Regions from separate parts of the Homo sapiens genome. Here region 1 is linked to region 2. Evidence: read pairs that join two places in POLR2A ChIA-PET (ENCODE). Cell type or tissue: OCI-LY7. All regions are shown on one strand. Each heading gives the region's core, and the rest is flanking DNA. Links, peaks and the distances in the headings are about the cores only.

What was found. Peaks named below come from ENCODE experiments on the same cell type or tissue, not always from the same donor. Only the 100,000 strongest peaks of a DNase experiment are listed, where the experiment ranks them.
Region 1: POLR2A ChIA-PET joins it to region 2 with 5 read pairs; 14 of 35 experiments call an interaction of 5 or more read pairs at or near these places.

Annotation. Positions count from the first base shown.
Region 1 is chr6:159,014,489-159,030,084 of GRCh38, reverse strand. It overlaps TAGAP-AS1 (TAGAP antisense RNA 1), which reads right to left. Exons shown (of 5, transcript NR_183546.1): 2 at 4,044-4,136; 3 at 2,855-2,941. Among named protein-coding and RNA genes, the nearest start is that of RSPH3, 22 kb to the right of the region's middle. RefSeq lists a silencer at 15,362-15,562. In OCI-LY7, for the core only: no CTCF peak of the experiment used is centred there; no DNase peak of the experiment used is centred there; H3K27ac peaks cover 300 bases.
Region 2 is chr6:159,087,119-159,102,714 of GRCh38, reverse strand. LOC112267968 reads left to right here. Exons shown (of 5, transcript XM_047419645.1): 3 at 6,816-6,986. Among named protein-coding and RNA genes, the nearest start is that of TAGAP, 50 kb to the right of the region's middle. RefSeq lists an enhancer at 7,883-8,012. In OCI-LY7, for the core only: a CTCF peak has its summit at 6,934 (motif pointing right); DNase peaks (open chromatin) are centred at 6,994, 7,704 and 8,054; H3K4me3 peaks cover 1,832 bases; H3K27ac peaks cover 2,322 bases.

The sequences.
Region 1 (15,596 bases), core at 5,954-8,453, 72 kb after region 2:
CTAGTGGCTTTCTACCATAAATCATAATTATGACAACAGCTAATTATATATATTAACACCAAGAATCTGAGATATAGCTACAGTGGCGTTCAGATGAAAATTTACATCCTCATATGATTATATTAATAAACAAAAGTAAAAATGAATGAATTCAGCATACCACTTATGGAGCTAGAAAAGGAAATAATAAAAATAAAGTTGAAATTAATAATTTAGAAAACAGAAAAAGAATAAAACTGATAAATACAACCAAAGCTGGCTCTCTGAAAAAATAAATAAAACAAACTTCTGCTTAATCTAAGCAAGGAAAAGGGAGAAATTAAAAACATACAACATGAGAAATGCTAATGGGACAATAACTACAGAAAATTAGAAGAATCAAAAGACTACTTTGCAAATATATTTGAATATTCTATGCAAATATATTTGAAGTACTATATATTATAATACATAATATACATTATATTAATATATATTATATTATATATTGTATTAATATATTTGAATACGCTATGCAACTATATTTGAAATATGAATGAGATTATCATTTTTCTAGGAAGACATAATTTACCAACCTGATTACAAAAAACAGAAAAATCTTAAGCAGATTTATTTCATAGATGAAACAAAGAAACTAGCCAACCACTCTCCCTAATTCCCTAAGTCCAGTTGGTTTCACAGGATTTCTTCCAAATCTTTAAAAAACAGATCATTCCAGTGCTATTTAAACTACCTAGACTATGAAAAAGAAAAAAAAAACTTTTAAATTATCTTGATAAAGCAACTATAACTGCTACCAAAACCCAGTAACAATTTCACATACACAAAAAGGAAAATTACAGATCAGTCTTACAAATATTGATGTAAAAATTATAAAATATTATCTAATAGAATATATGATGACCAAGTGACATTTATTCCAAAATGCAAATATGACTTGATGTAGGAATTATTAATATGATATATCATATTAATAAGTTAGAGGGAAAGTAACATGATTAGATCCATAGATAGTAAGACAAGCCCTATCAAAATTTAATCTCCATTATGAGGTTTTTATTTATTATGTTTTTAAAAATAATACAGATAGGGTCCCACTATGTTGATCAGGCTGGTCTTGAACTCCGGGCCTCAAGCAATCCTCCCATCTCAGCCTCCCAAAGTGCTGAGATTGCAGGTGTGAGCCACTGCACCAGGCCTTTTGAGGTTTTTTAAAAATATATGTAATAAAATAGAAATGAATGAACACAATTTTTAAAAAAATATGTCTATTTCAGACCAAAAGGCAATATCAGACTTAATAAGGAAACACTAGAAACTCCCTTGAAGTCAGAAAAAAGTCTGATTGGCATTATTTCCCTTTATTATCTAACACACTCTGGAGGTACTATCTAAAGCAACCAGACAAGAGAAAGAAATCAGAGAAACAAAAATTGTAGGAGAGGAGGTAAGGCTATGACTATTTACAAATTATATAATTGGATATCTGGAAAATTCATGAGAATCAACTAATAACAAAAATTACTAGAAATAAAACACACTGAGCAAGCAAGGTATAAAATAAATACACAGAAATCAAAAGCCTCTGTACATACTAATAGCTAGAAAATATAGCAAAAGAAAAGGCCCCATGTACGTTCACAAAAAATAGATAGGAACAAAGTTAGCAAAACCAGTCTTTAATAAGATAGAAATCAATGAACACAATTTTTTTAAATATGTCTATCTCAGACCAAAAGACAATATCAGACTTGATAAGGAAACAAAATGTTCCTGCAGGACAAAGGAGTAGAGTTGAATAAATAGAACCACTTATTATATTTTTGGAGAGTAACATAAAAATCATAAAATATGTCAAGTTATCCTACGTTAATTTTTAAACTTAAGGTGATCTTGATTAAAAAAAGAAAGAAAGAAAGGAAAACAGGGAGGGTTTTTTTTATTTTTTTCTTGGTTGTTTTTGTTGCTCACTAGAACTAAAGAAAACTGAATCCACAAATCATATTTAAAAATCAATAAGCCCTAATAGGACAGAGGACACTAGAAAAGAGGAGCAATTATGGAAAACTAGAAACCAGCCCTTCTAGATTTTAAGCGACACTCAACACTTTTGGGAACTGGAGCTTGAATAGACCTACCAAACAGAACAGAGGCAAATGCATACAGGACTTTGGTATGTAAAGCTGGCATTTCAAATCAGTGGGGACTATAGACGATTCAATAAATGGTGTTGGTATAAATGAGTGGCCATTTGGGAAAAAAAAAAAAGAAACATTGGGACCGTATCAACTTATGCTAGGGGAAATTCTGGATACGTGGAAGGTTAAATGTGGGAAGTGAAAGAATCAAAGTTCTAAGAGAAATGAGGAAAAATTCATTTATAATATCAGAGTGGGAAAGCCTTGATAACATGACTTAAAATCCAGAAGACATGAAAGAAAATAATGACAAGTTAAAAACATGAAAATAAAAAACATCTGCATGAGTGAAACACCATAAACAAAGTCAAAAGACAAAGGACAAACTTGGGAAAATATTTGCATCTCATCTAACAGAAACAGAGCTAATTTGGTTTTATTTATTTTCATAGCATTGGGGTACAGGTGGGTTTTGGTTACATGGATGAATTGTACAGTGGTTAAATCTGGGATTTTAGTGGACCCATCGTCACCCAAGTAGTGTACATTGTACCCAACAGGTACTTTTTCATCCCTTACCTCCCTCCTAGCCTCCCCCATTCTGAGTCTCCAATGTCCACAGTACCACTCTGCATGCCTTTGTGAACCCATAGTTTAGCTCCCACTTATCAGTGAGAACATGCACTATTTGGCTTTCTGTTCCTGCGTTAACTCACTTAGGATAAAGGCCTCTAGCTCCATCCATGTTTTGGCAAAGGACACGATTTCATTCTTGGGGCTAACTTCTATAACATATAAAGTTCCTGTAAAAAGATAAGGGAAAGAACAAAACTCAATAAGAAATGTGCAAGGGATACGAACAGCCAATACACAGAAAAAGAAAAGCAAATGGAACTGGGCATGGTGGCTCATGCCTGTCATCCCAGCACTTTAGAAGGCTGAGGTGGGCAGACAGCTTGAGCCCAGAAGCTAAGAGACCAGCCTGAGCAACATAGTGAGACCCACTCTCTATTTTAAAATATGTTTAAAAAAAAAAAAAAGCAAATGGCTCTTTAACTTTTGAAAAGATACACAAGTTCACTCATTTTTTTAAAAAAACTAAACTACACGAAGACACTATTTCTCCCATGAGATAAGCAAAAATCTAAAAGTTTAATAATACACTATGCTGATGTGTACATCTGTTACGTGTAACAGGTGTACATCTAAATGTAGATATACACCTGTGTACATCTGTTCTTAAATGTACTACTAAATATTTTATTTTTGAACCTATTATAAATGAAATTGCTTTTCAATTCATTTTCCAGTGGTTTGCTGCTAAAATATAAGAATAGAATTGGCCAGGCACAGTGGCTCATGTCTGAAATCTCATCCTTTGTGAGGCCAAGGCGGGAGGATCACTTGAGGCCAGGAGTTCGAGACCAGCCTGGTCAACAGAGTGAGACCATCTTGACAAAAATAAAAAATAAGCCGGGTATGGTGGCACATGCCTGTAGTCCCAGAAACTTAGGAGGCTGAGGTGAGAGGATTGCTTGAGCCAAGGAATTTGAGGCTGCAGTGAGCTATAATTGTGCCACTGCACTCCAGCCTAGGTAAACAGAGCAAGACCCTGCCTGTAAAATTTAAAAAAGAAAACAGAATTGATTTTTGTATTTTTAATTTCATATACTTTGCCGTATTTACTTACTACTTGATGTGGTTTGGCTCTTGTGTCCCCACCCAAATCTCATGTTGGATTGTGACCCTGAGTGTTGGAAGTGGGGCCTGGAGGGAGGTGATTGGATCATGGGGGTGGTTTCTAATGGTTTAGCACCATCTCTCCACTGCTATCTCATGATGGAATTCTCATGAGATCTGCTTCTTTTAAAAGTGTGTAGCACCTCCCCTTTCATTCTTTCTTACCTGCCATCATATGAAGATGTGCTGGCTTCCCCTTCACCTTCTGCCATGATTGTAAGTTTTCTGAGGCCTCCCCAGCCATGCCTCCTGTACAGCCTGCAGAATTGTGAGTCAATTAAACCTCTTTTCTTCATAGATTACCCAGTCTCAGATAGTTCTTTATAGCAGTGTGAGAATGGACTAATATAGGAAATTGGTATCAGAGAAGTGGGGCATTGCTACAAAAGATACCTGAAAATGTGGAAGCAGCTTTGGATGGGCAGAGGTTGGAACAGTTTGGAAGGCTCAGAAGAAGACAAGAAGATAAGGGAAAGTTTGGAACTTCCTAGAGACTTGTTGAATGGCTTTGACCAAAATACTGATAGTGAGATATGGACAATGAAGTCCAGGCCAAGGAGGTCTTAGAGGGAGATGAGGAACTTATTGGGAACTGGAGTAAAGGTCATTCTTGCTATGCTTCAGCAAAGAGACTGGTGGCATTGTGCCCCTGCTCTAGGGATCTGTGAAACTTTGAACTTGAGAGAGATTATTTAGAGTATCTGGTGGAAGAAATTTCAAAGCAGCAAAGCATTCAAGAAGTGACCTGGCTGCTTCTAACAGCATATGCTCATATGCATTTCCGAAGAGGTGGTTTGATATTGGAACTTATATTTAAAAGGAAAGCAGAGTATAAAAGCTTGGAAAATTTTCAACCTGCCATGTAGTAGAAAAGAAAAACCTATTTTCTGGGAAGTAATTCAAGCCAGCTGCAGAAATTTACATAAGTAAAAAGGAGCCAAATATTAATAGCCAAGACAATGGGGAAAATCCCTCTAAGACATTTCAGAGACCTTCATAGCAGCCCTTCCTATTACAGGCCCAGAGGCCTAGGAGGGAGAAATGGTTTCGTGGGCCAGGTCCAGGGCCTTACTGCTCTGTGCAGCCTTGGGACATGGTGCCCTGCATCCCAGCTGCTCCCGTTTCAGCCATGGCTAAAAGGGGCCACAGTACAGCTCAGGTCATTGCTTCAGAGGGTGTAAGCCCCAAGTCTTGATGGCTTCCCTATGGTGTTGGGCCTGTGGGTATGCAAAGGGCAAGAGTTGAGACTTGGGAGCCTCTGCCTAGATTTCAGAGGATGTATGGAAACACCCGGATGTCCAGGCAGAAGTCTGCTGCAGGACTGGATCCCTCATGAAGAACCTCTACAAGGGCAGTGTGAAGGTGAAATGTGGGGTTGGAGCTCCCACCAAGTTCCCACTGGGGCACTGCCTAATGGAGCTGTGAGAAGAGAGCCACCATCTTCCAGACCCCAGGATGATAGATCCACTGACAGCATGCACTGTTCGCCTGAAAAAGCTGCAGGCACTCAATCCCAGCCCATGAAAGTAGCTTTGGGGGTTGTACCCTGCAAAGCCACAGAGGCAGAGCTGCCCAAGGCCTTGGGAGCCCACCCCTTGCATCAGTGTGCCTTGGATGTGAGACATGGAGTCAAAGGAGAGTATTTTGGAGCTTGGAGATTAAATGACTGCCTTCCTGGGTTTTGCTTGCAAGAGGCCTATAGCCCCTTTGTTTTGGCCAATTTCTCCCTTTTGGAATGGGAGCATTTACTCGATGCCTGTACCTGCACTGTATCTTGGAACTAACTAACTTGTTTCTTTATTTTACAGGCTCATAGGCAGAGGAGTAGTACTTGCCTTGTCTCAGATGAGACTTTGGACTGGGACTTTTGAGTTAATTCTGGAACGAGTTAAGAATTTGGAGGATTCTTGGGAAGGCATAATTGTTTTTTGAAACGTGAAAAGGACATGACATTTGGTAAAGGCCAGGTGCAAAATGATATGGTTTGGTTCTGTGTACTTACCCAAATCTCATGTTGAATTGTGATACTGAGTGTTGGAGGTGGGGCCTGGTGAAAGGTGAATCATAAGGGTGGTTTCTAGTGGTTTAGCACCATCCTTCTAGTGCTGTCTTGTGATGGAATTCTCATGAGACCTGCTTCTTTTAAAAGTGTGTAGCACCTCCGCCTTCGTTCTGTCTCTCACCTGCCACCATGTGAAGACGTGCTGGCATCCCTGTCACCTTCTGCCATGATTGTAAGTTTCCTGAGGCCTCCCCAGCCATGCCTCCTGTACAGCCTGTGGAACTGTGGGTCAATTAAGACTCTTTTCTTCAAAGATGACCCAGTTTCAGGTAGTTCTTTATAGCAGTGTGAGAATGGAATAATATACTACTTCTAATTATTTTTTAGATCCTTAGGATGTAGAAAACAATCATATGTAAACAATCGTATTGCCTGCAAATAAGGACGATTTTGCTTCCTTCTTTCCAATCTTTATCATTTTATCATTCTTTATTGCAGTGGCTAGAAGCTCCAATTCAATATTGAGTAGAAGTGGTAAAAAAAATGAGCACATTTGCCTTTTTTCTGAGTTTGGTAGAATATCATTTAATATTTCACCATTAAGTATAATGCTCACCGTAGGTTTTTCATAGATGCTTTTTATGAAGTTGAAGAAGTCCTTCATAGTCAGTTTGGTGAGAATTTTTCTTATAAATGGATATCAAATTTTGTCATATTTTTTATCTACATATGAAAATGATCAGATGGTTTTTCTCCTTTATTCTGTTAATATGGTGAGTTATATTGATTTTCTAATGTTAAACAAACCTTGAATTCCTGGGATAAAACTAATTGGTTATGCTGTATTATTTTATTATTTGCTTTATGTTTGTCTCCTCTGCTGTTAGTCCCTCTTGTTCTCCCTTTCCTATATTCTTTTGGATTAAGTGAATATTTTTATAATTTCATTTTAACTTACCTATTGGTCTTTTAGTCTTTTGCATGATTTCTTAGAAGCTCCTCTAGAGACTATAATATAATCCCTTAACTTCTCAGTCTACTGGCAATTTTACTGGTCCATTTACCCTCCCCGGCCACACCACCAACACTGCCACCATCTTTTATGCCATAGCTGCCATAAAATCTATCTACATGTGATATAAACCTTAAGTCAATATTATGTCCTTTATACAGTTGTGCATATGTGAAAGAAATTAAGAGGAAAATTGGTCTTTGATGTTTACTCCAATATTTATAATTTTTTATGCTTTTTATTCCTTTTCTCATATCATCTCCCTTCAGTCTGTACAACTTTCTTTAGCTTCTGGAAGTGCAGGTCTTCTGGTGATGAATTCTCTTAGTTTTCTGATATCTGAAGATGTCTTCATTTTGCTTTCATTCTTGAAGGGTATTTTTGCTAGACAGAGATTTCTAAGCTGACAGTTTTTTCTTTAAGCACTTCAACAATTTCATTCGACTGTCCCTGACTTCTATAATTTCTGCTGAGAAGTCCACAACCATTGAAATCATTATTCTCCTATATATAAAATGTGTCATTTTTATTTACGCTTTTAAGATTCCTCTTTGTTTTTTGTTTGTTTTCAGTAGTTTGACTATGATGTGTCTAGTTTGTTTTTCTTTGTATTTATCCCATTTGGGATTCACAAAGCTTATCCAATCAGAAAATGTAAACATCTTATTAAATTTAGGATGTTTTCAGCCACTATTTTTTCAAATATTTGCCATCCCATTCTTTTTCTCCTCTCTTCCTGATATTTTAACTATCCATAATATCAGTTTTTTTTATATTGTGCCACACATTCCTGAGGCTCTCTATGTTTCTCACTCCCTTCCCCCGCCCCCCTCCTCCTCTCCTCCTCCTTTAGATGGGACAATTTCTATTGCTCTATCTTCAAATTCACTGGTTCTTTCCTCTCTATCTCCATTATGCTATTAGAGCCCATCCAGCAATTTTTTTTTCATGTATTGTATTTGTCAGTTCTAAAATTTCCCCTTTTTGTATATTTTCTTTATATATTTTCCATTTCTTTCCTAAAAGTTCCTATCTTCTCATTTATTAGGAGCATTTTTTTCACTCTATTGAGCACAATAGCTGCTTTAAATTCCTTGACTAATAGTTTCAACATTTCGGTCATCTGAAATTGACCTCTTTTTATTAACTTCTTTGTTGCCAATACATCACATTTTCCTGGTCCTTCATATTTTGAGTAGTTTTGGACATGGTGGATGTTTCATAAGTCAAGACTCTAAATTCTGTTGTATTCATTCCAAGGCTGTTGATACTTTGTTTTAACAAGCAATTGACTTGGTTACACTGAAGGCTGTAAACTCCATGTCTCTCATGGTGAGTGGCCATTCAAATCTCAATTCAGTACTCCAAACCTTAGCTGCAAGTGGCTTTGAATCTGGTTTGTGTGCATGTGGTTCACGGGTCAGCTAGAGACTTGGGCAGAGTTCAGATACAGCATTTGGGTGCCCCCTTCTCTGGCTCTGTCCTCTCTGGGATTTCTCCCTCACTCTCGTGGCCATGATTGCCCCAGGCTCCAGCCCCTGGTTCCCTAGACCAGAAACATGGCAGTCTTTCTATGGGAGTTTTAGCCACCCCCAGACACTTTGTGACCAGGGCCCATCTTTTGGACAAGGCTGAAAAACAGGAAACTCACACTCTCCTCCAAGATTCAACTCCCCTCTGCCTGCATTTGCTCACTTCCCAGGTCTCTTAAGTAGTTACTTTTGGTAGTTTGTCCAGTTTATAGTTGCTATATTTGTGGCAGGGTTGGTCTGTTAGGAGTCTACTCCACCATACCACAGGGTGTGTGTCTCCTTCACCACTGTATCTGCACCATTGAGTTCAGCGTCCTCACCACAATGAGCTGGTGTCCATGGCTCCCAATAGGCTTATTTCAAGGATAAAATTGATCATATCTAAGAAAAGTACTTTAGCATGTTAAATGTACTGTCAAATGTAAGGAGGCATTTAGATATGTGTAGAAACTGGTCAGCTTCCAAAAATGCAAATACATCCCAAATAAATGTTAAGAACAATATACTAAAGTCTTAAGAAACCAGAAACATGTTGGCCAGGCGCGGTGGCTCACGCCTTTAATCCCAGCACTTTGGGAGGCCAAGGCAGGTGGATCACGAGGTCAGGAGATCGAGACTATCCTGGCTAACACGGTGAAACCCCGTCTCTACTAAAAATACAAAAAAATTAGCCAGGCGTGGTGGCGGGCGCCTATAGTCCCAGCTACTAGGGAGGCTGAGCCAGGAAAATGGCGTGAACCCAGGAGGTGGAGCTTGCAGTGAGCCGAGATCGCGCCACTGCACTCTAGCCTGGGTGACAAAGCGAGACTCTGTCTCGAAAAAAAAAAAAAAAAAGAAACCAGAAACATTTCAAGCGGGGGCAACATTTCAAGCGGGGGCACCTCACTGTTAGGTGATGGGGCAACCATCTGGTCATTTCATTCATGATCCCAGTTATTTTCATCTGTAGCAAAAAGTTACAGGATTTTCATTGTTACTAGAAATGAGAAAAAGTATATATATATATATATATATATATATATATATACACACACACACACACACACACACACACATATATATCTGTGATTTCTGGCAAATGTATAGGTGGTATTACACTTGAATTATATCCATATCGTTCCTAAGAATAATTTTATATGCCAAGAGTTAAGATGCCTAAATTCTTTAAAAAGAACAGCAAACATCCACAGGCCTCGGAGCACATTGAGATGCATACAATCTAAATGTATTCCTTTCAGGATTTTGATTGTAAAAAAATTCAACAGCTCCCTCAAAGATAGAGATTATTTATTCAACAAACATTATGGCAGATTCAAGTAGCAAAACAGTCTGTAAATTTGGGCATGTAGACCCAAAAAAGATCCTCTCTCAAACTGCTAACCTGGTGTTGCTAAATGAAACAGTTCTTGCCGAAGAATTTTCACAGGTGTTCATTTGCATCCATGAAATTCCTCTCGTTACATCAGTTTTTAAACAGGTTGTTTGCATCAAGTTTCAAGAGTAATTTGTGAACATTGCTGTCTGACTATCCATCCCCATAGCAGAGATAGTAACTTCTTAAAATTTCCAGTTATTCCTAGAGATTAAAGAGTTGGAAAATAAAAAAGTAAAATTTAAATTACAATCTACTGGTCTAAGCCTATATCTTCAAATGGCCAGGCTTATAAAATGTCTTCTTATTTAATATCCTTGTCTCAGCTGTCTTCCCCACGCAATTTTTTTTAAACAGTCTCAATCTGGCACCTACTGCAGCCTCAACCTCCTGGGCTCAGGTAATTCTCCAATCTCAGCCTGCTGAGTAGCTGGGACTACAGGAGTCCACTACCAGGCCCGGCTACTTTTATTGTATTTTTTATACAGACAGGGTTTCGCCATGTTGCCTAGGCTGGTCTTGAACTCCTGGGCCCAAAGTGCTAGGATTACAGGCATGCGCCACCTCCTCATGCAATTTGAGCAGTATATACAGTTGGAAGCCTCACATTCCAAACCCCACCTTCATCATGTTTCCCAAAATTTTCAAATCCCACCCTTTCACCTGGTCTTTCAGACCTTCCCCTAGAGCAGTAGTACCCAGTACCCGGTTCGTGGCCCAGGCATCAGGGACCCCTGCCCTAGGTTACATCTATTTGTTCTTGGAGTCACTGCCACAGCCACTGTCATTATTCCCTGACGTGGCCCCTCACGGGCTTGTGCTGATGCATGCAAGCCAGCCCTCCATCACTGACCCCACATGCTGTTACTCTGGAGCAGCTCCCACACACATGCAAAGCTGATGTACACCTGGGACTTCGTTCATTCCAGTTCCCTACCTACAATGTCTACACAGTCCACACACCCTGCCACCGGACCTTCGCAGCCATGCAGACACCTCAGCTCAAGAATTACCTCTGACACCTAAAGAACTCACAGACCCCACCTCCCTCCCTTTCTCTTTTGTACCCCACATTTTAATATCTACCATTTTTTCCTGTTTCTCTCCTCCCAGTAGACTATAACTTCCTTAAGGGTGAGAAATGGGTCTCCTTTCTCTTTGTATTCTCCAGAACTAAAAAAACTTCCTGGCACATGTTAAACATTTCACTACATGTTTGTTGAATTAATAAAAGAATAAAGAAATAAATGAACTTCTACTCTTTAATTCAACCAAGAAAATATAACAGTGGTCCCCTACATGTAATTTATCACTTACTCCTCAGCTTTATATAAAACTTTCTCCAAACTAGAATCACTCAACTTCTTTCCACCACTTCCTTCGAAATGCACCAACTTCAAATGCTCCATAATTTAACCCTTCCCCTTTGATCCTTCTTTTCTGCCATATTCCAGATTCCACACTCCTCAGGAGCAGGCTTAAGGCCTTATCTTTCTCATATTTTAAGTGTTTGCTTAGTTCCTTTTTGTGCCAGGTACTTACTATAACTAGATGGGAAAAGGTTTTTTGATTGTTTTCTTGTTTTTAATTTATCATGTAATTTTCACAACTTCACAAGATGAATATTAATACGCATGATTTAATAGATGAGAAGACTAAGTAACTTGCCCAAGGTCACACAGCTAATGAAAGATGGAGCTGACATTTTAACATAAGGCTACTGTATTCTGAAGACATGCTCTTTTCTTTTTCTCCATCCCAGCATAGGGGAAAGGGGACAAATATTCTAGGCTGGATACTTAGTTTATGTTCTTTCTGTAACAGATCTGTTATATTTTAAAACAGGAAATATTTTTTAAACCACAGAATAAGTTCAGCAAAATAAGTGAAGCTTATCTTTGATCAGAGATAAAGGCAAAGAAACCCCTGGCTTCAAATTAAAACCCCATATATGCAAATGTAATTTTATGACCCAAGACTATTTTTTCCTGAGTTTTTTAACTTTAAAACACCAAAGCACAGTGGCTACAGAAGGAAGGTACTTAAGGAGCTGCACCAAGGAATGAAATCGTATTATCACAGGCCTTAATACAACAGGCCAAATTCATTTCGAAAAAATGTATTCAAGTCTTAGACCCTGTGAAAAAACAACTCTTATTTTCAAGAATAGAAACAGCTAGGGGTTTTTTACATCTTCTTACAAGAAATTTCCATCCATTGGCTTTAAATTTTACTTTTCATTCAAAAGCACAGCATGTTTTTATATTGAAAACTTCCTAGGAAAATGAGAGCCATTTTCTCACACTCTGAATCATGGTTTTGCTCTGACTAGGTAAATAGCATGCACCCTCAAACTCTTGCTAGAGAGAGTCACTGAAACCTTTTAGGTTAAAAGGAAATGATTGGTAAATAGCTTTTCTCAATCTGAGTTCTTCTGTAGGAAATGGAAAAACAGAGAACCTACAATTCTAAATAGTAGCATCAGACTCAAATAACAACTTTGTGGGAAAACAAGGATCGATTTGAAAGCTGGGCTCCTTCAGGTCAGACTCAGATTTTGAGGGGCTCTGTGTTTTTATAATTTTGGAGGCTCTCTACAAGAAAAAGAAGGCAAACTTACAAATGCAAATTTAATCATAAACACAAATATGTATCTAGAACAAAAAAACATAAAGCATAAATTTAATAACGCTGACAAATACAGCAAACAAAATTTTTCACCAAAATATGAAATAACATTTTTACTAACTGCCTGGGACATTTCGGTAGTGCTCCCTTTCCTATCTTTTTTAGTTGCATGCTCTTTTAAAACACTTTTTTCCTAAAAAATAAAGATTTAAAATTATTTTCTCTAGTGAGAATAAAAGTTGTTTTTCCTTTAATTTGGCTAAAATTTGGAGTTCTTTCCAACATTAATAGTTTAGAATAATTTATTTCAGCTTCTCAACTCATTGATAATGTCATGTAAATTGTTAGAATTATTGACAAATTTGGAGAAATCTCTGCCAAGTGTTTTTCATATAGGAGCTATAAAATCTGGAAAAATACCTGCAGACTGCTGGTTCTATATATTTCAAATGTTCCTCTACTACCTACATACTGCCAATGTTAGGCTCTGCAAAAAGTGTTCTTCTCGTAGCACACGTCACAAGCCTGGTGAGTAGGCACAGTGGTCAGTAGGACTATCTTTGAAAGCCCCTCCCACCCCAGGATAGTTATGAATAACTTACCTACTTAAGGAAGTGATTGCAAAGCACATAAGTAAATCCCATTGCTATGGCCTGAATGTTTGGGTTCCCTCAAGATTCCTAGGTTGAAATCCTAACCCCTAAGGTGATGCTACTAAGGGGTGGTGCATTTGGGGGGGTGATGAGGTCATGAGGCTGGGGCCCTCATGAGTGGGATTAGTGCCCTATGGAAGAGGCCTGAGAAAGACCCCTCACCTCTTCCACCACATGAGGACATTAAGAGAGAAAGTGCCATTTGTAACCAGGAAAGGGGCCCTCATCAGACACCAAATCTGCTGGTGCTATGATCTTGGACTTCCCAGCCTCCAGAACTGTGAGAAATAAATTTCTGTTGTTATAAGCCATCCAGTTTATGGGATTTTGCTATAGCAGCTGAAATGGATTAAGACATTCACTGAAATCAAACTAAATATATCCATAAGTCAGCTTTCCCTTAGCCTAGTCCTAAAATCCCCATGACCACTCCAGGGCCATTCAACGAGGTAAGTCAGCATGAAAAGAGACATGATTGTGGTTGAAATATTTTTTGTGGCCAGGTATGGTGGCTCATGCCTGTAACCCTAGCACTTCAGGAGGCCAAAGTAGGAGGATTACTTGAGCCCAGAAGTTTGAGGCCAGCCTGGGCAACATAAGGGAGATGCTTTCTCTACAAAATAAATAAATAAATAAATTAGCCAGGCATGGTGGTATGCTCCTGTGGCCCCAGATACTCAGGAGGCTGAGGTGGGAGGATTGCATGAGCCCAGGGAGTTTAAAGCTGCAATTAACTATGATCACACCACCGCACTCCAGCCTGGGTGACAGAGCAAGACTCTGTCTCTGTCTCTCTCTCTGTCTCTCTCTCTCTCTCTCATATAGATGGATAGATAGATTATATATATATAGTACTCTATATATATATTATCTATATATAGGTGATATATAATCTATATATTATAGATATAATATATATATCCATATATAGATATTTTAAAATATATATATGTATATCTTAAAGTACTGACATCTTCCACCACCACTCGTAATCACAGCCACAGGCTGTAAACCACACTGTGGAGAATGGAGGCAAAGTGCAGCTCACCAGGCCCCAGCGCCAGATACTGGATTCCGGGATTCTGTGTGTGTCTGCATAGATGCATGCATTTGCCTCTCCCAACACTGAGGAAGACTCCCCCTGTTACACACTGGGAGCCGGACTCAGAGCTACTCCCCAGCGGAGTGGGACCCAGGGCAGGTGCTCTTTCTACTTCCCATGGTGGCTTTTCCAGCCTTCTTTTCCTCACCATAATAAGGGTGACACATACTCATTAGAGAAAACGTTTTCAGTAGATGGGATTTTTTTAATTACCTGTAGTCACATTACCTAGACACAACCATGGAAAGATTTTGGCATATTTTCATGTTTTTACGGAACAAAGAAATTGAAAACATTAAATTAAATCAAATCTATTTTTCTCATTATTAAAGAAATATATGTTCCCTGTCAAAAATATGAAAAGTATAAAAAACCTTAAAACCATCTGTATTTGTTGGCGAGGGCTGTCATAACAAAGTGCCACAGACTGCATGGTTTAACAACAGACATTTTTTGTCTCACAGTTCTGAAGGCCAGAAGTGCAAGATCAAGGTGTTGGCAGGGCTGGTTGGTTCCTTCTGAGGGCTGTGAGGGAAGGGTCTGTTCCACACCTCCCAGCTAGCTTCTGGTGTTTTACTGGCAATCTCTGGCATCCCTTGGTTGACAGAACATTACACTGACCTCTCCCTTCATCTTCACATGGTGTCCTCCCAGTGTGCAAATCTGTATCCAAATTTCCCCTTCTTATAAGGACACTGGTTTTATTAGATTTGAGGCCCACCCCACTCCAGTATGACCTCATTCTAACTTAAGTAATTAACACACGATTTCCAAATAGTCACATTCTGAGGTAGTGGGGGTTAGAACTTCAACATATGAATTTGGAAGGGGGTGGCGGGACACAGTTCAACACAGAACACCATCCCAAATCCTATGAGCCAAAGAAAACCGATGTTAACAAGTTATTACCAGGTCGTTTTGGAAAGTATGGCCAGAAATTCTTTTGCTACTCTGCTGATTGAGGTTGGGGTCTGTGTCCCCCTTTCTCTGAATCTGGGCAAGCTGGTGACTGCTCCGCTCAGTAATCCTAGTATTCAAGTCATGACAACCCAGGCACCAGGCAGGGCAATGAAAGAGCTTCCAGATGCTTCCAGCCCCCAGCTACCAAGTCATTGCCAGCTTGAGTCTTACTGAGCTGAGGTCTCAGACACCAGGGAATAAAGACAAACCCTCCCTCCTGTGCCCTGTTGAAATTCCAGATCCACAGAACCCTTGAGCACAATAAATGCATGTTGTTTGTGATGGTTAATTTTATGTCTAGACCACAAGATGCCTGAATAGATAAACCTTATTCTGGGTATGTCTGTAAAGGTGTTTGGATGAGATTAACACTGGAATCATAGACTGAGTAAAGCAGATTGCTTTCCCCAGTGTTCCTTCCCCAGTCCATTGCAGGCCAGAACAAAAGGCCTGGAAA
Region 2 (15,596 bases), core at 6,759-9,258:
CTTCAGTGACATTTACAGAGTCTATGTGAATCAGACTAACCACATCTTTAAATCCTGACCCAGTTTCACTCAGATTTGGCTGGACAACTGCCCTTAATAGCCCAGCTTCCAGACTGTCAATCACACAGCGATCTCCTGGACACCTTCTGTGAACCTGGCACAGAGATCAATGCTGGGGATGGGAAAATGAATACAGCAAGGTGTTCCAACATAGTGACAGGTGAGCAAGTCACTACAGGACAGGGAGACAGGTGTTAGAGACAGAGAGGGTGCTGGGCAGGCTTAGAGGAGGGTACCCAGGTCTTCCCAGGGGTCTAAGGAGGCACCACCCAGAGGTGAGATTTGAGTCGGATTCTGGTAAACATGGGAGTTTGCTGTGCCAGGCGAGGACCCTTCCAAGCAGAGAATAGCAGCGTTCTGAATGCCAGGGCGAGTTTGAAGGGTGCAGGGGACGCCATTTGAATTTGTGAGGCTACCTTGAAAACAAACAGGATAATAAGGGACAACTCCACTTCAGATGTCATATGTTATTCCTTTATTCATGGAATTCCTACTAAAGAGTGAGTCCTCAATATTTGGGAGGACATGAATGAAGCCCTTTGAGAATCTGCTTCTTTAAAAAAAAAAAAAAACAATCTCTGCCCCTCTCCCCCTTGAAGCAATCCTCAGACTCCTGTTTAAGAAATCCTGGTGTAGACTATAAAGTGCTTCCACCACGCTGCACCCTCAGCTACACTTGCAGATGCACTGGGGCTCTATTTCCCTGCCTCTGCCTCCACTGCCTGGTTTCCCTTCAGAACCACCCAAGTCCTTTTTCCCAAGAGATGTGTTGAGACGTGAAATTTCCCAGCGCTGAGCCTACCACCACACTCGGAGACTGGAACCCGCCACACGCCTGGCCCTGCAGACGAGCTAACACATGGGCAGCATGGTCCTGCCTCCTGCCCTGCTGCGGCGTTTCTCTTGAGCCCAGAGGCACCGCCTTAGCTCACTGTGTCCACAAACAGAACATTCTGGCATGGCCTGAATACAACTGACTCTTTAGATGACGGTCTCTGATGAGATCAACCAAATCAACAAATGTAATGAAAAGATAAGAATTGTTGATGTGCACAACAGGGCAAACTGAGAATCTGGGGCCTGATTTATGTCCTTCTGCTGCCAGTGATTCCTTCAGTTTGCCCCTTCTTTCTCTGAGCTTCTGGTCCCCCTTCTGTACGCAGGGGGTGAGGATTCCTGCCCTATTCATGAGGTAGACGAGAATTAAAATCAAGTGAGATGATGAGGGGGAAAGTGCTCTGAACTCTAAACCTTCTAAAATACCAAATATTATTATTATTAAAGAAATTATTGGGAAACTAATGATAGAATCACAGAGGGAAAATGGCATTTTACTACCACTCAAGAGCAAAATCTCAATAGAAAAACCAAAACAGCCAGCCAGTAGACAGGGAATACATAGCATCTGGCATTTGTTATAAGGTATTGTAAATATTTTTTACTTTTATGTGTTTATTATACAGTTTCAGAAAGGAAAAGGAAAGAAAAGGACCCAAGAACTCTCTGCTTTGTTGGATCAAGTGCAGGTTCTTCTAGAACACCGGCGGGTACAGAGTCAGGGCTCAGCAATGTCCGCTCTTATCGCGAAAGAGCCTGCTGACCTTGGAAAGACGCTGCTAAGACAAAGAGGCTGCCTAGGAAGGGGCCAGCCAGGCTGCTGTGGAACAGCTGGGCAGGGCCCTCAAGGGGGAGTCATGTCCCCACCACTCCCCCAACCCCCATTTGCTCCACCAGCCACTGCTTTTTCTAACACTCCACAACTTTGCCATCTGACTTCAGACTGGCTGTGGTGAGGGCTAGGATAGGTTGAGAGAAATGCAGGTGACCTCAGTGGAAAGCAAATCAAGCAAGGCACATAAAAGATCAAAGGTCGTTCAACAGATCTGTGAAGGTTTCATCCATTCACTGTGGTTCTATTTCCCTGCCTCTGCCTCCACTGCCTGGTTTCCCTTCGGAACCACCCAAGTCCTTTTTCCATAGTGCCTGCACGTCCCACTTCCAGGCACTATGCTGGGGCTGTGGAAATGAAAGAGACCACGTGCGTTACAACAGACGAGACAGGCAGATGAGCCAGACAAGTAGGTGACACAGGTTTGCAGGGAGACACCCACTCTAGGCTGCAAGTGGTCCCTGGGTTGAAATGCGGAGAGGGCCTCTTGGCAAGCAGCAGAGAGGGGCCAGGGTTAGCACACAGAGCCTGGCGAGATCGATCAAAGGGACTGAGGAGTCCTGTGGGCTCTGATGCCTGGGAGTGATTGAGGCATACATATTTGAGAGAATTCCTCGGGCAGTGACAGGGAGGATGGAGGGGGACAGAGAGTTGAGGGAATTAAGGTCTGATGCAAGGAAAATAGCAGAAACTATTGAAGTAATGCAGGCAACATGCCACAGGAGTGTGGAACGTCAGTGGATGAGAAAAAAGAAGTAAATGAAAAATATCCAGAAGGCAACATTTGATCATGTGGAGAAGGGAAAGTCCCTGGAGCCAGACAGGCCTGACTCCAGCTCGCAGCCCTGCCACTTGCCAGCTGAGAGGTCTGCAGATTGCTTAACATCACGGAGCCTCAGTTACTTCATCTATAAAATGGCCCTAATTGTATAGGAGTGTTGTAAGGATTGAGAAAGAATGAGGGTAAAGAGATTAGCCTGGCACATGGCAGGCAGTCAGTGTTAGCCCTGTTGAAGAAAATGGTAATTCATGCCATAGGTTGAGGACCAAGTTTGATTTTTTTTTTTTTTTTTTTTTTTTTTTTAGACAGAGTCTTACTCTGTCACCCAGGCTGGAGTGCAGTGGTGCTATCATAGCTCATTGAAGCCTCAAACTCCTGAGGGAAGTCCTCTCTCCTCAGTCTGCCAAGCAGTTAGGACTAAAGGCCCAGCTAATTTAAACTTTTTTTTTTTTTTTGAGACAGGGTCTTACTTTGTTGCCCAGGCTGGTCTCAAACTCCTGGCCTCAGGTGATCCTCCCACTTCGGCCTCCCAAAGTGCTGGGATTACAGGTGTAAGCCACCACACCTGGCTTGAAAATGAAACCTGATTATCTTGCCAATCAAAACCTGATTATCTTGCCAGAAATGAGATGAGATGCTGTGGGTGCTTAGCAATGGATGACAGGCTTGTACCTATACCTCAGGGCAACTGCATCCACACAACGTGACTTTGGAGAGCTGTATGCGCCATGACTTTATGCAGGGGGCCTCCAATGCAGGTTAATCCAGGCTGTGTGGAATGGTGGACCCACAGCTGTGTTGCCTCGAAACCCCAGATGCCAGGAAATGATGGTTTCCAGGTCAGGCTTCTTATGGCTGAAATCCCTTTAACTGCACTTTTTTCTTTTGCAAAGTCACCAGTAATTCAAAGAGCCCCCAAATACTGAGCCACTCTCCATACCTTTATGCCAAATCCACAGTCAAATACTGGGAGTTCAGATCGGAGGAGCACACACTTGGGCAAACTGACCTAAGAGGCCTCGCCACCCACTCCCAGGGTGCACCTGTGACCACCCTTCCTTCTCCCACTTCCAGCAGGCTCCTGAAGTCTATTCAGGCTGGGAGCTGATGCTGAACTCAGCAGGGCCCCAGTTGACTAGATCATTTCCCATGTGAAGTTCTGGGGAGAGAAGATCAGGTCTCCATGGAGCAGGGCCCGGCGGCACTTTCGCTGTGCGAAGCCACCAGCAGGCCCCACTCCGCTGGAAATTCATCAGTGCATGGAAAGGCAAAGGGCACAGTTGTTTCCGTTCACCAGGTATTCGCCACGTCACTTGTTTCCTATTTCAGTGCATTAAAAAAATTTCCCCTCCGGTGAGAGTGCTGAGGCGCCTTTGTTGTGAAATATGGTTAACACGAGTGCTTTTTTTTAATGACATCACCAAATTAGGTCTCTGTGTGTGTCAGAAAAATTAACCCCGGCAAGTGTACAGTTCTCCTGGGATCACAAGGAAGTGCAAAATAGGGCTGGAGGGCGGGGGACTGGCCAGGGAGCATGAGGAGGAACAGCGATCAAAGGAGAGGGGAAAGAAAACAAAAATCGTGGGCAGACCAAGACTGACATGCGGACAGGTGCCTGGCAAGCAGAATACTCAGGAAAGAAACTTGACCTACTTCACTTGACTGGATGTGGATTATCTACACGTGCATGCTTTTTCAAGCTCAAATGAATAATTATCTGACAAATACAGATCTGTTCCTCTCAATTTGGTTCATAACATCTTATTTTAAATATTCAAATATTTCACCCACATCGCCAGAGCCTCTGTATAGGCCGCATGTTTTCATGTGCTCTAAATCTGCAGATGGTTGGGATGGCTGGGGCGAAAGGTCTGAGCTTTGACCCACATTGTGTTTAAAGAAATGTTTAGGGCCGGGGGCAGTGGCTCACGCCTGTAATCCCAGCACTTTGGGAGGCTGAGGTGGGCAGATCACGAGATCAGGAGATCGAGACCATCCTGGCTAACACGGTGAAACCCGTCTCTACTAAAAAAAAAAATACAAAAAGTTAGCCGGGAGTGGTGGCACATGCCTGTAGTCCCAGCTACTCATGAGGCTGAGGCAGGAGAATTGCCTGAACCCGGGAGGCGGAGGTTGCCGTAAGCCAAGATTGTGCCACTGCACTCCAGCCTGGGTGAGAGAGCGAGACTCCATCTCAAAAAAAAAAAAAGAAAGAAATGTTTAGAATGAATGGACATTTAATAGAATGTCGGCTTACTGGCGTTTTAAATCATTGGCAGTAACACTGGGCCCGCATTCCTATGTGGCCCTCATGGGCTGTCCCTTTGGACCCAGCACAACTTCTACCATTTTCTACGGTCCCACCACTCCCAAGCACTCACTTCAACCATTGACTTTCCCCTCAGGCGTTTGAGGGTGGTCTCTGGGCTAGGCAGTGAAGCAGGCTCTGATGGGTATAGCCGGAGAGACAACGTTTGCTCCATACCTGGGAGTTATATATCCCTCAAATATATGGAAATAGCCAGACATGTTTCCAAATAAATTCAAAGAGAAGCAGAAGCCATTTAAAAACAGAGCAGAGAGTTCTAGTTCCCATGCATTACGGTTTGAGACCCAATTTCTCTATTGTATTCTCTCCCTAAATAGCAAACTAACCACCAGCAAGACTTGAAACACCACCACTTCAGAGCCGCCCAGGCTTTCCTTTGGGCTGTATCATTTATAGACGCCCACCCCCGCTTGATGGAGAGAAAGCTCTGACTTATTCACAAGGCTGTGGGAGGTGTCTGCGGGGTGGAAAGGCCAGAGAGCAGAGTCCCACTCCAGAGCGGGAACCCATCATCAGGGCACGAAATCCAAGACTCATGCCACTTAATTGATTTTTGGAAAACACTGAGTATTGCTTTTTTTTTTTTGAGACAGGATCTCATACGCAGGCTGGATTGCTATGGTGCAATCCCCACTCACTGCAGCCTCAACCCCCTGGGCTCAAGCTATCCTCTCACCTCAGCCTCCTAAGTAGCTGAGACTACAGGCACATGCCACCCAGCTAATCTGTGTATTTTTTTGTAGAGACAAATACACAAATATTTCTTTAAACACAATGTGGGTCAAAGCTCTGACCTCTCGCCCCAGCCATCCCAACCATCTGCAGATTTAGAGCACATGAAAACATGCGGCCTTTACAGAGCCTCTGGCGATGTGGGCGAAATATTTGAACATGGGGATCTCCCCATGTTGCCCATGCTGGTCTCAAACTCCTGGCCTCAAGTGATCCACCTGCCTCGGCCTCCCAAAGTGCTGGGATTACAGGCGTGAGCCACTGCACGCAGCCGAGTATCAAAATGTTTTAATGTTTGCCTTTTAAATAACAGAAACGTATCCCAACTCATCTTTATTCAAATATCACATTTGATTCCCTGGGTAATGGAGATGTGCCTGCGAGAGCTAGTACTGCTGTGTTTAGAATGGAAAGGAGTGGCGGTAAAGCAACTGGAAAAGCAGGCCAAGGGACAGACCCCTCATGGCCTAAATTCACCATCGGCCCCAGACACAGGGTAGAGGACCAGGAGGAGAACATGTTTCAAGGGCAACAGGAGCTAGGTGACTCTAGAATTGTAGGAAGCACAGGGAAAAGATGCTGGAGTCCAGATGAATGAATGATGACCGCTTGAGTCTCACAGGTGATGTTTAATCTGCTCTGCGGCTAACTTACTCTATGGAAGAAAACCATGAATTGAGAGACATTTGTTTAGACTTAGCAGCAGGGAAACCCTGACCTTTTTAACCTTTAGGGAAAACTTCTGCTAATCAAAGGAATACGTCAGAGCTTCCTAAGCCATGTGCCACAAATGAGTTACACCAAAGCCGCGGCATTGACCCTCTCCGTTCTGTGTGTGGGCCAGCCTGGGTGGGCCGGTAGGCCTTTGGCTGCCTCAGTTTCCCTCAGAGTGTGATATAAATGCTATCTTTGCTGTGTGTGCTATGGCATGAAAATATTTGGAAAGTATTGCCTTCGGTTAAAATTCTCACAGAAATCCTTAGCATTGACATTACTAGCAGTGATTAGCTATAACCTGAATCAGGTCCAACAATTTGACTCAATTTGCTGTGCTTTATTGTAAATTCATTTTGTTTAAGTTCAAATTTTAAGAAAAAAAGTCTGCACTTTTTTCCTGCTGATTTCCACTCTGACTAAGCCACACTAGTGGTGACTTGGTGTTTGGAGACATCACAGGCATTGCACGCCAGCTCCCTGGGGAACCCTCTTCCCTCAGGACTGATCCCACTCTCCCCCGCCCTCAGGAAGAGCCTGGCATCCGCAGTGACCCTCGAGCAGCTGTCCCTGCAGCTGGGCCTGCCCCTCAAGCACGCTGAGCCTGTCCTTCACAGCCCCATGGTGCTGACCCAGGGCCCTGAGACCACCAGGAGGCACCTCTTCCTCTTCAGGGACTGGCTGGTCATTGCCAAGCAGAGGTGAGTTGGTGGCAGTCATCGCTTTGCTCTCTCCTAAAACTCAATCTCTTTCCAAGACCCTAGCAACACCCAAGGGCACTGCAAGGGGCCCCAGAGCTTGGGACCCAGCCTGGCCCACGTTACCAGCGCTTCCAGCCTGCACAGGCTTAGGTGGCTCCGTCCTTCTTCCCTGTTCTTTGACAAGCAAAGCACCCAGAGGCTGAATCCCTGGGACAACATCACACAGGTAGTGGGTAGAAAACTAGGACAAGAAAAGTAAAGAAAATCCATCATTTAAAAAAAAAAAGCCCTATGCAAACTTGACTTTTTGGTTTGACTAAAAGTGAATAATGTGTTTATAGCAATAAAGTTGAAATCAGAAATTGAGAAAGTCGATAACTGAGTTAACATGACCTGCACCATTTTTCTCTTTGGGAAGCTCTGCAATGAACACCTCCTCAATGTGTGCATTAGAGCAGCCTCTGGACTGGAGCCACAACTCCCAGGACGTGGTATATTTTTCACAAAGAAACCTACAGGCCCAAGGAACATGTGACAACCTTCTAAAAATCCCACACTAGTTTAAAAACAAAAACAAAAAAACGAGGGATAAACACAGACATTAGGCAAATAGAACATATCAGAGAAATAGTGGGGTCCCCTGGGGGAAGTGTTGATGTCCCTGGTCAGAGTCAATATAGGGAGGAAACCCAGAGCCATGGGCCATATTTGGCACTGCTGGTGCTGACTACGGAGGGGCCTGGGGCCCCGGGGTGATGCCTGTAACATTATTTCTGTTTTGTAGGAAGGAAGAGCATTTACATATTTTTATACTTCCATTTAATTTCCCTTGAAAAGCTCTATTTTAAGCTTTGGGGGAAATGTGCCACATTTTAAAGAGCTTCCCACACCTACCCACCGTGATTATTTTTTTAGGTGCTTGGAGATTTCAAAGAATTCAAAACCCATCTGGCATCCTCCCCCCGTATCCCAGCCCGGGATATGTTGTTTTCAGAGACCTGAGAAAGCCCCGGGGAGGCACAAACAGCAGCTGGGGAAATCCTGCCACGGCTCAGAACGCACACTTGTCACAGTCTCCGCGAGCGCCCCAGCTGAGCTCCTGAGCCAGGCTCTGGGCCGCGGGCTGGTACCCAGGGCACTCACAGGTGTGTGGCCTGAACCACCCCTCACTTTGCATTCAGGAACTCCCCGAGTCGCCCCTCTAAACAGACTCAGCATGCTCACCAGCAGTCAGGAGGCAGGGAGTCAGGGGTCACCAGCAGCCAGGAGGACAGGGTCAGTGCGGGGTGTTGGGGAAACGCACAGAGTTGACATGGAAGGTTAGCGTCAAACACACCACCAAGCCCTGGCCACGGCGGCCTGGCTAGAGGCACACACGGGCCACCGCGCCCGGAGATCTCGCTAGGCCTGGCCACGTGGCTTCCCACTGGGCACAGGGCACTAGCTGCGGCAGGGAACTGAACACTCACTGGGGTGCTTAGGTAGGATGACGATCCCAGGAACCCTTCCCCGCCCCTTCCCTAAGAATGAGGGTGGCGGCACTCTCGAAGGAGAGGGATTAGATGTGCACACACCCTATGAACCGCCTTCGCCCTCAAAGAGACCAGCTCCTTCTTGCCTCTGCGCCTCCGCCCGCGCTGCTCCGACCACCTGGGAGGCTGTGCCCCCTCCTCCTGAGCCAGCTCTTCTCCATGCTGGGGGACATGGCCCCGGGAAACTGGATCAAAGCGCAGACTCTGGAACCCAGGCGGGGGTTGAATCTCCTCTCCGCCATTTACCAACTGTGACTAAGCTCTATGTGTCTCTGTCTTCTCGTCTGTAGAGATAAAAATAGCATCTTCCTCACAGGATGGATTGGGGTGGGGATTGAAAGAATAACTACAAGATCAGAGTTTAGAACCGGCTGGCACGTGTGTGCAGTGTTTCCTATGAAGTAGAGTCGCTTTCTGATGTGCTTTCCAAGAAGGGTTGAGGCCCCACCCACTCACAAAAAGAGAAGACCAGAGAAGAGATCTCAGTCTCCTCCACCAGCCTGAAATGAATCTCAATCACTTATTAGCTAATGGCTCCCGGCACACAGAGGGTCTGCTCCACTCAAGCCGTTTTGCCATACTCTGGAGTCAGAGTCCAAGCTCTCAGAGAGTTTATAATGTAGCAGAAAGGTTTAAAATCCACCAGCCTCGACTGGGCGCGGTGGCTCACGCCTGTAATCCCAGCACTTTGGGAGGTAGAGGCGGGCAGATCACCTGAGGTCAGGAGTTCAAGACCAACCTGGCCAACATGGTGAAACCCCATCTCTACTAAAAATACAAAAATTAGCCAGGCGTGTGTGGCGGGCGCCTGTAATCCCAGCTACTCGGGAGGCTGAGGCCGGAGAATGGCTTGAACCCAGGAGGTGGAGGTTCAGCGAGCTGAGATCCAGCCATAGCACTCCAACCTGGGTGACAGAGCGAGACTCCGTCTCAAAAAAAAAATTAATTAATTAATTAATTTTTAAAAAATCTGCCAGCCTTCATGGACAAAGGGAAGGAATCATGATTGACTCTTTACTTTGTGTGGTGTTTTGGTTTTGTTGAATTCAAAGAGTGAGACTCATGTGTTTGGGAAATTTATTTAATTTTTCTATTTTTAGTATAATCTTCAGCTGTAAGTTTTCAAGATATACTTGGTACCATATTCCAATATGTGTAATGAGGAACTATCTTAAAGAAGTTTTACTGTTTTTTATAGGACTAGATACCTGATTTTTAAAGCCTTGTGAATTATGACCACATGGTTGTTTTCAGATCTGTGCAATTAGGTTCAGCGAATAAACGTCCAGGAGAGCCTTGGCAATCCATTGACAAGAACAGCACAGCCAGTGACTCCACAGGCGAAGGGAAGTGTTTTCAGTTGTGTTTTACTATAAACAGTATGACATACAAAGGCATATTTCATAACTTGCCCAAGTGGTTTTGAAATATTCTTTTCCATTGAGGCAATAGCCATTCACAATTGATAATAACCACCCCCAGGACCGGCTACACAATCTGTAAGACAGTGCCCTTTTTTCAAAGAGTAATAGGAATTTTAAGACAGCAGGAGCAGAACGATAAACCAACCACAGGGGTCTCCAAGCCTGGGGACCCAGGGGCTGCACAGGTCACCTGTTCATGGAGCTGGCCCTGGCTGCCCCCTGTGATGGATTTAATATATTTTAAATCATCAGACATATTTAAGGAACATCCAAGCTTAAGACCTTTACTGGATATATTTACCAGCATTTACCTATATTTAATAACATTCACTTTGCTCCACAAAAGATCTTATTTCTTTGCCAAAAATCATGTTTTGGAATAAAATAGACACAACTTCAACATTATTTTTTAAAATAAAAGTTGCAAAAGTACATCTCCCACATCTTCTGTGAATTTAAATAAATCGCTTTATTTGTTTTAGGCTGAAAGTGTAAATTCAGTGTGAATTTCATGCCATGCTCTCATTCACTTGTGGACATAACCTGCCTTTCTCATTTCACAAAGGCTGAACTATCCAACAACCTGATTTTTGAAGAATTTAGGGTAACACTGGCCTCACAGAATAAGTCTGGAAGTAGTCCCTCCTCCTCTGTTTTTCAGAATAGTTTGAGTGGGAATGGTATTAGTTCTTCTTTAAATGTTTGATAGAATTCAGCAGTGAAGCCATCAGGTCCTGGCCTTTTCTTTACTGGCCGACTTTTGATTATGGCCTCCATCTCATTACTTGTTATTGGTCTATTCAGGTTTTGGATTTCTTCCTGGTTCAATCTTGGTAGGTTGTGTGTATCTAGGAATTTGTCCATTTCTTCTAGATTTTCCAATTTATCAACGTATAGTTGCTCATAGTGGCCACTAATGATCCTTTCAATTTCTGCAGTATCAGTTGTAAAGTCTCCTTTTTCATTTCTGATTTTATTTATTTGGATCTTCTCTTTTTTTCTTAGTCTGGCTAAAGTTTGTCAGTTTTGTTTAACTTTTCAAAAAAACCATCTTTTGACTTCATTGATCTTTTGTATTTTTTTCATTTCAATTTCATTTATTTCTGCTGTCAGCTTTATTATTTCTCTTCTTCTACTAATTTTGGGTTCATTTGCTCTTGCTTTTCTAGTTCTTTAAGATGTATCGTTATATTACTTATCTGAGGTTTTTCCTCCTTTTTGATGTAGGCACTTAGTAGCTATAATCTTCCCTGTTAGTACTGCTTTTGCTGTATTCCATAGGTTGTGGTATACTGTCAGGCACTACTCTAGGTACTTGGGATAAAATAGAAAAGGAGTCCTGCTCTTGTGGAACTTATGTGCCAGCCAGGGGAGGTAGAAAATAGATGAGAAACATAGTAAATGATCTAGTCTGTTAGAAGGTGGTACGTGCCATGGGGGGAAAGGAGAGTTGGGCAAGGGGAATTGGCAATTCACAGCAAGAGAGTGGTTAGTTGCAATATTGGAGTGGCCTATGTGGGCCTCATTGCAAAAGGGAGTTTTGAGCAAAAATATGGAGTTGGCCAAGCAGATATCCAGAGGAAGAGCATTCATGGCAGAGGAAACAGCAAGAGCAGAAGGCCAGAGAGTGGAGCGTGCCAAGCACATCGGGGAATTGCAGGCGGGCCTGCAGGGATGGAGGGGAGGGAGCAAGAGCAGGAGGACAGAGGAGGAGGTCAGCAGGTGGCGGGCGGCAGATCAAACAGAGTTTCATGGGCCTTGGCAGGGCTTTGGCTTGTTTTCCTTGCTGAGTGAGATGGAAAGCCATTGAAAAAAATGACAGCAGAGTAATAATATGATCTCACTTCTGTGTTAAAAGATTCGGTCTGGCTGCTTTGCTGAAAATAGTGTAGGGCTCAGGGAGATGCCAGGGGTAGGAAGAAGGGGAAGTGTTAGAAGATGACTGCAGAAAATCCAGGCATGGGATGATGGTGGCTCAGACTGGAGAAACTGCAGCTGAGGCGGTAAGACGGGACTGGATTCTTAGTTCATTTTGAAGGTGAGACCAACCTGCCAAATTGGAGGTGGGGCTTTCTCCCCTTTTGGGAAAAATCAAAGAGGACTGAAATTCCCTGGCCTGGAATTCACATCTTGATGTATTTAGTAGCCAACAGCAGCTCTGTGAAGTTGGTATCACTTCTTCATCGCACCTTGCATGCTTGCCCAAGTCACAGAGTTATAATATAATAAAGGATGAAGTTGCCGTCCACTGAGATGAGAAAGGGTGGAGTGAAGCAGGTTCTGGACCTGTGAGATCAGCAGTTCAGTGTTGGACGTGTGGGCTCGAGATGCTGTTAGACGTCTGAAGGAAAATGGTGGGAGGCAGTTGGATATTGGAGTCGCCCATATTAGTTTTCTATTGCTGGACAAGTTTGCTCCAAGATTTGGCAGCTTACAACAAGGATCATTTATTAACCCACAGTTTCTGTGGGTTGGGTTTCTGAGAGCCATGTAGCTGAGTGGTTCTGGTTTAGAACTGCAGTCAAGGTGTTAGACAGGGCTGCAGTCCTGTCTAACAGGTAGTCTAGTAGGTAATGAGGATGACCTCATTACCTCATTTGAAGGCGAGTTTGAGGAAGGATCAGCTTCCAAGTTCACTCACACAGGTGGTGCAGGTCTTGGAAGATCCACTTCCACGCCCACTTGTGTGGCTGTTAATAAACCTCAGATCCTCATCCTGTGAACCTCACATGGCCCCTGGCTTACCCCAGAATGAGTGAGCCGAAAGAGAATGAGAGAGTACCCAACATAAAAACCACAGTAGTTTTATAACCTCATCTTGGAAATGACATCCCATCATTTCTGCCATCATCTACTCACTAGAACCAGTCAACAAGGGTTGGTGGACATATTTTTTAAAACCATCTCATTGACATACAGATTATATTTAAAGCCCTGAGTGTAATGAGAAATGAAAAGGGGACCAAGGACCATATCTTGGATACTTCAACATTAAAAGGTTGGGGAGAAGAGGAGAAATCATCAAAGGAGGCCAAGAATGAGAGGCTTGCGAGTGGGAGGACAATCATGAGACTGTGGCATTTTGGAACCAAGTAAAGAAAGTGCATCAAGGAGGAGAGAGTGAGCAACTTCAGCAAATGCTGCTGTGGGATAGGGTTAGTCGTTTATACTGGCTTGCCCAGGAAGGTCCCAGCTCACATCTGCTTTCGTCCTGGTGTTATTACTTATCAGGCTCCCTTTTGCTCTCAAAAGGAGGCAGATTTGACAAAGAATCTTATGGACATCCCATACCCAAGTCAAGTAATGTGAGCACTGAGATTTGGGGATTGGATCAGGCATCATAGAGGTCACTGGTGATAATGAGCGATCAGTGTCTAATTGTGTCTTACTGTGGGACATACATCAGCATACCTTTGCATTCAAAATACTTTTCCTACTAAAAGCTATTACAGAGCTAAGTAAACTATTAGCTAATATTAGTGTAAGTATAACATAAAATATCAAATTAAAGTAAGATTTTAAAAAACATAAGCTCAATTCATTCACTAAATTTTAACTCTTCTCAATCACTATTTAATGTAATTACAGATGATGTGAAAGTTTGAGTACATCTAAGTTCATTTTATGGAGCTGAGTGTGGTGGCTCACACCTGCAATCCCAGCACTTTGGGAGGCCAAGGCGGGCAGATCACTTGAGGTCAGGAGTTCGAGACCAGCCTGGCCAACATGGTGAAACCCCATCTCTACTAAAAAATATGAAAATTAGCCAGGCATGGTGGCGCACGCCTGTAATCCCAGCTATTTAGGAGGCTGAGGATTGAACCCGGGAGGCGGAGGTTGCAGTGAGCTGAGATCATGCCACTGCACTCCAGCCAGGACAACAGAGCAATATTTTGTCTCAAAAATAAATAAATAAACAAATTCATTTTATGAGTTACTTATTTTGAAAAAAATTGTCACAATTGCAATGCTATAAAATTGTTTTCAAAACAAAATAATTTGGCAAACAGGCAAAAAGAACATCTTTAATAATGATCCAAGTTGATAAAATAGAAACAGACATAACAAGATTCATATTTATTCCTAATTATTCACGAAACGTTTTACATGTGATAAAATGTATAAAAGCTCTCATCATGGCTTGTTCCCTGGTGTCATAAACATCCAAATGTCCATGGCTGTCCTGAATCTTGTCTTCCCCGCTGGACACTTATGAAGGATGACCTCATTACCACCCATCTCCACTTAGCCTATGCCAAATTTTAATACCAAGGTCGATCATTCCTATGGCCCAGGCACCAGGTTTATCGCTTCATACGTCTTGATGTATTTAGTAGCCAACAGCAGCTCTGTGAAGTTGGTATCTCTTCTTCATCGCACCTTGCATGCCTGCCCAAGTCCCAGAGTTATAATACTCCCTCACGGTATGTTGCCATTTGTCAAGTGACAACTTACTTAGATGAATTATTAAACTTTGTTTAAAAAATTCTGGCTTATTTTTGACATCTTAAGGAAGTAGAAAGCTGATGTTAACTTTCATTTTACATATTATTTAACAATTTTTTTCTTGAGATTGTTGGCTTCATGGAAAAAGTCACCTCCATCCACAGGAACAGTAGATTACATTTAAAATATTTTTTTCTTATTTGTACAAATGTATGGGGTACATGTGAAATTTTGTTACATGTATATAATGTATACTGATCAAGTCAGGGTATTTAGGATATCCATCACCCACGTACAATACATTTTTGTTTAACCATACTCATCCTGCTCTGCTACCAAACAATGAATTTAGGCCCAGTACGGTGGCTCAAGCCTATAATCCCAACACTTTGGGAGGCCAGGGTGGGAGGATTGCTTGTGCCCAGGAGTTTAAGGCCAGCCTAGACAACTCAGCGAGATCCCATCTCTAATTTTTTAAATTATTTTTTACAAATTGAATTTATTTCTATCTAATTGTATGTGTGTTCTTTAACCCAGTTCTCTTCATCCTCACCCCTTTACCCCAATCACCCTTCCCATCTCTGTTCTCTCTTTCCACTTTCTACCACCATGTGATCAGATATTTCAGCTCTCACATCTAAGTGGGAGAACATGAGATATTTGTCTTTTTATGCTTGGCTTATTTCACTTACAATAATGACCTCCAGTTCCAGGTACATTGCTGCAAATGACTTGATTTCATTCTTCTTTCTGGCTGAATAGGGTTCCACTGTGTATATATACCACATTTTCTTTATCCATTCTTCTGTTGATGGGCACTTAGTTGATTCCATATCATTGTCTTGTAAATAGTGCTGTAATAGACATAGGAGTGCAAGGATCCCTTTATATATTGATTTCTTTTCCTTTGGCTAAAAACCCAGTTGTGGAATTGCTGGATAGAATAGTAATTCTATTTTCAGTTTTTTGAGAGATGTCCATACTGTTTTCCATAATGGCTGTACTAGTTTACATTCCCACCAACAGTGTATAAGAGTTTCCTTTTCTTCACATCCTTGCCAACATCTCTTATTTTTTCTTTTTAATAACAGCCATTCTAACTGGGGTAAAATGATATCTCATTGTTTTGATTTGCATTTCTCTGATGATTAGCAATGTTGAGCATTTTTTTCATATATCTTTGGCCATTTGTATACCTTCTTGTGAGA